Linked DNA regions of Homo sapiens: region 2 is linked to region 1. Evidence: chromatin loops called from intact Hi-C (ENCODE). Cell type or tissue: endothelial cell of umbilical vein. All regions are shown on one strand.

Region 1 (2,500 bases):
CAGCCAAAAAGTGTGAATTCCATCAAAAAGGCACTGTTAACAATACTCAGAATAATCTGACAAGGTCTACATCAATGTCTGAGTAAAGAATAGGTAAATAGACAAACCCTTATAAAAGACAGCATTATTGTTTAAATATACTATAGCTATATAAAAAGAAATAAAGTGACACACAGAAATGACCCTTAGCAAAGCTGTTTTAAAACTTCAGAATATTCCATCATCTTTTAAAAATGTTCTCATTAATAAATGTGATTTTTTTTAATTGCAGAAGTTTATACCTCTGACTGTAATTTTTTTACACAAGTAAATATTTTACTTAAATACTTCCTCAAGATATCAGGAATTCTTATTATATTTCCTAATGTCCTCTTGCATATAGCATTTTCTATTACTGAACTCCTGTTAGTATTATATTTGAACAATTATAGTTTGGTTACTACTATAAAAACCAAAATACTTTAGAATTAGAAGAATATGTTTAAATATATAGTAGTATATATTAAATATATAGCAATGTATATTGACTTCAGAAAGGAAGTTTTTAACACTCTGGTAAAATCAGAGAAACTAGATAACTTGTCCAGGTTCACACATCATTTAGTGATAAAACCACTTACATCTTTCAGTGATCAGTGATCTTTATGTTTTGTCTTTGTATTTTACTATTAGTTATGTTTTAATTATACCAATTCAGGCTGGGCATGGTGGCTCACATCTGTAATCCCAGCACTTTGGGAAGCCAAGGCGGGTGGATCACCTGAGGTCAGGAGTTCGAGACCAGCCTGGCCAACATGGCAAAACCCCATCTCTACTAAAAATACAAAAAGTAGCTGGGCATGGTAGTGCACGCCTGTAATCCCAGCTACTCGGGAGGCTGAGGCAGGAGAATCACTTGAATCCGGGAGGCAGAGATTGCAGTGAGCCGAGGTCACACCACTGCACTCCAGCCTGGGCAACAGAGCAAGACTCTTTCTCAAAAAAACAAAAAACATAAAAATAAAAAAAAAAATTACACCAATTCAACTTATAATGAAAACCAATTTGTACCTATGAAGATTAGAAACATTAACAAGTTTCAAAAATAAGAGTAGCTAATTAATACATTTCACACTTGGAAGCCCTTTCTTTCCCAGAAAACTGTCTTTGTATATGTGAAGCATGGATGAGTAATCCCAGGCTTTTGTCTGTTGCCTTGGCATTACTTTTTGTTAACAACTACTGAACCGAATTGGTACCATTTTTAATGAAAGAATGACATCTTGTGGCATAATGCTCTAATTGCAATAAAAAAATTTATTATCTGAAAGCTGTAATTAAGAGATACTCCAGAGACCATGCTTCGCTGTCACAAACACTGTTCCCAGAGTAAAAAGTAAGGGCACATAGACATATTATGCAATATCAGAAAAGGGGAGTTATTTTTTAAAAAACTGTGGCATAATATGCATAACATAAAATTTGTTGTTTTAACTATTTTTAGGTGTACTCTTCAGTGACATTAAAAAGATTCACACTGTTCTGCAACCATTATAGCTATCCATCTCCAGAACTTTCTTTCGTCCTCCAAAACTGAAACTCTGTACCCATTCCTCCCTTCCCCCAGCCCCTGGCAACCATCATTCTACTTTCTGTCTCTGTGAATTTGACCACTCTAGATATCTTATGGTAAGTGTAATCCTACAGTATTTGTCCTTTGTGATTGGCTTATTTCACTTAACACAATGTCTTCAAGGTTTATCTGTGTTATAGCATGTATCTGAATTTATTTCATTTTTAAGTCTGAATAATATTCCATTGTATGTATATACCACATTTTGTTTACCCATTTAGGTTGTTTCCATACCTTGGCTATTGTAAATAATGCTGCAATTAACATGAAAGTGCAGATATCTTTATGAGGTGATCATTTCATTTTCTTTGGATATATGCCCAGAAGAGGAATTGCTGGGTCACATAGTAGTTGATTTTTAATTTCTTTACAAATCTCCATACTGTTTTCCATAATGGCTGTACCAATCTACATTCTCACCAAGAGTGTACAACCTTTTCCCCACATCCTTGCCAACATTTATCTTTTGACTTTTTGGTAATAGCCATCCTAACGGGTGTGAGGTAGTATCTCATAGTGGTTTTGATTTACAATTCCCTGATGATTAATGGTGTTGAGCACCCTTTCATATACCTGTTGGTGATTTTCATGTTTTCTTTGGAAAAATGTGTATTCAGGTCTTTTTGCCCATTTTTAAATCAGGTTATTTGTTTTTCTACCATTGAGTTGTATGAGTGCTTTATAAATTTTGGACAGTAACCCCTTATTTGATATATGGTTCACAGATATTTTTTCCCAATCTGTAGCTGCCACTTATTTGTTGATTGTTTCCTTGGCTGTGCAGAAGCTTTTTAGTTTCATGTAGTACCATTTATTTATTGTCGCTTTTGTGGCTTGAGCTTTTGGTGTGATGTCCAAAACTCATTGCCAAGGTCCATATCCAGGGGA
Region 2 (2,500 bases), 360 kb before region 1:
TGATTGGTTCTTTTTTTTGTTTGTTTCATTTTGAGACAAAGTCTCACTCTGTTGTCACCCAGGCTGGAGCGCAGTGGTGCAATCTCGGTGCACTCCAACCTCCGCCTACCAGGTTCAAGTGATTCTCCCATCCTCCCACCACAGCCTCTCAAGTAGCTGGGACTACAGGCACACACCATCACACCCAGTTAATTTTTGTACTTTTAGTAGAGACGGGGTTTCACCATGTTGCCCAGGCTGGTCTCAAACTCCTGAGCTTAGTGATCCACCCGCCTTTGCCTCCCAAAGTGCTGGGATTACAGGTATGAGCCATGGTGCCCAGCCTCAACTGATTTGTTCTTACATTAGAAAATGAGCAGGAGAGCTGAGCCACAAATCTGTTTCCATGCTGATGTTTTCCCATCCTGAATAATCATCTGCCTGCCTGTGGAAAGGGAAAATGCAAACGTCTCCATGCAACTGAACACCCAAGTGTTTGCCATAGTATTAGCAAAACACAGCATGGCCAAACATGGAAAATAGCCCCAGAGAATGCCATTTTGCTCAAGAAGACCTTGGAGGAATATCTGGCCTGTTCAAGCACTTTCCCTACCCTGAATCTCTTTGGCTATAATTTGCCCATTTTTAATCAATCAATAATCATATTTCTGGGTTCTGGGGCTGAGACAGAGATCGAAGAAAGTGAAAGGCATGGTTCATGCCCTTATAGAGACTACATATAGCTAGACCGAAAACAGTGAGAAGCAAAACTGTGGGTGCTTTGAACTGTACATGCAGTGGGAATTAAGGAATGATGTAGTCAGGCTGAAGTGACCAGGGACATTTCCTGGGGACAGGACTTGAAGATGAGTTGGCTTTAGACTAATGCTGGGGAGTGGGAACTGACCTGGGCAGCAAAGCAAGGCACAGAGGCAGAGATGAACTCTGAATGTTCAGGGCTCACCAGGGAGACTGGCTGGGGGCTTCCATGGGGAAGGAGAGGGAAGCCTGGTCAGAGAATAGGACAAGACCAGGGAGAGAAGATCTTGACAACAGATGAAGGGCAGAGCGAGGAGTTTGAATTTGATGAGGACTGCCATCTACTGGCAGTTGATGCAGGCTCTTGGGCAGTAGTGTGGCCTTGGTCCCGCTGAGGTGGGCAGGGGGAGCTAGAGACAAGGAGAATCTCTAGGAACCCCCAACCCTGAAACAGAAGCCTGAGTTTCAACTGGAGGCGGGAGAGGAGAGTCAGCGAGAACGAAGATGGACAGACTGCGGAAACATAAATGAAGGTAGGAACAGCGGAGCTCGAAGAGTAAATGCAGAGAGTGGACACAGAGGCCAAGAGGCTTGGCTCCAGGGCTTTCTTCCTAGGAGACCAGAATTTCCCCTTGTGCAGGCTGAGGACACATACAGATGCTCCTTGTTCCCATTAAGCCTCACGCTGACACCCCAAGATGGTTAGGAAGTGGCTTGGCAAGGTCCCTCCCAGGCCTTTTGGAAATCTCCATGAAGGAGTGTCTGTTTCTCCTCCCCATTCTTCCTTCTCCTTCCACACCCCCTGACCCACCCCTTTCTCTTTCTCTTTCCCTCTCTCCTTCTACCCCTCCTTCTCCTATTCGAACTTTCTGGCTTCTGCAGGAAAAGCAGCCACAGTTTCTTCCCACTGCCCACCCCCCAACCCCTGCCCCAATGCTTGGAGGACAGACCCATCCCTTTGCTGGGTTCAGGAAGATTCTAAAACACTTCGGCCTGCTGCTTCCACCAGCCCGGCTCCAGCTGCATCCCCAGGAACCTGTCCAAAAAGAAGGGTTCAGATCACATAGGGAGCTCCTCTTGCTCTTCAAACTCCCAAGCTGCTGCTAACCAGCTTGTGGAGAGAGGGGATGAAGCGAAATTTAGGGCAGGAAGAACATGAGCCTGCTAGCATAATCCACTTCTATCGCAAAGCGAGCGGGTATGCTCAGGCCTGCGGCCAGGTACAGGGCACACAACCCTCTGTCAGCCCTGCTGTGTCTCCTCAAGGGGGCAGAGCTGTCTTCTTACATGTGTGTGCATGGGTGTGTGCACACACATCCACACACGCAGGAACGCACCTGACATTAGGAAAAAGTCATTCTAACCCCCTAGTTGGTCTCAATGGACTCCTGCAGCTGTAGATGGGAATTTGAAAGCCCAGATCAGCATAGAAACCAGCCTTAACCAGTTGGCTGAGCCATGGTCAAGTAAATTAATAAATCCTGGTGCCTGCAAAATCTAGATCTCAGGAATAATGGGGTGGGGGGAGGAAACTGGTTCTGCCTGTAGAATGCAACTGACCAGCACAGGCTGAGATTTCTTTGTTTGTTTTTCAGATGGAGTCTCAAACTATCACCTGGGCTGGAGTGCGATGGCATGATCTCGGCTCACTGCAACCTCTGCCTCCAGGGTTCAAGCGATTCTCCTGCCTCAGCCTCCCAAGTAGCTAGGACTACAGGTGCGTGCCACCACGCCCGGCTAAGTTTTTGTATTTTTAGTAGAA

Evidence for each region. Hi-C counts contacts between places; a loop is a spot of excess contacts. Peaks named below come from ENCODE experiments on the same cell type or tissue, not always from the same donor. Only the 100,000 strongest peaks of a DNase experiment are listed, where the experiment ranks them.
Region 2: it touches region 1 in a loop (5-fold over the local background); 3 of 110 quality-filtered maps call a loop at or near these places.

What each region holds. Positions count from the first base shown.
Region 1 is chr10:91,911,764-91,914,263 of GRCh38, forward strand. No RefSeq gene overlaps it. Among named protein-coding and RNA genes, the nearest start is that of FGFBP3, 3.5 kb to the left of the region's middle. In endothelial cell of umbilical vein, a CTCF peak has its summit at 1,255; a DNase peak (open chromatin) is centred at 1,238.
Region 2 is chr10:91,550,924-91,553,423 of GRCh38, forward strand. The region is part of intron 1 of HECTD2-AS1 (HECTD2 antisense RNA 1); the gene reads right to left. LOC105378433 (a long non-coding RNA gene) reads left to right here and starts at 2,408. Exons shown (of 3, transcript XR_007062244.1): 1 at 2,408-2,455. In endothelial cell of umbilical vein, CTCF peaks have their summits at 1,117 (motif pointing left) and 2,001 (motif pointing right); a DNase peak (open chromatin) is centred at 1,098; H3K27me3 peaks cover 146 bases.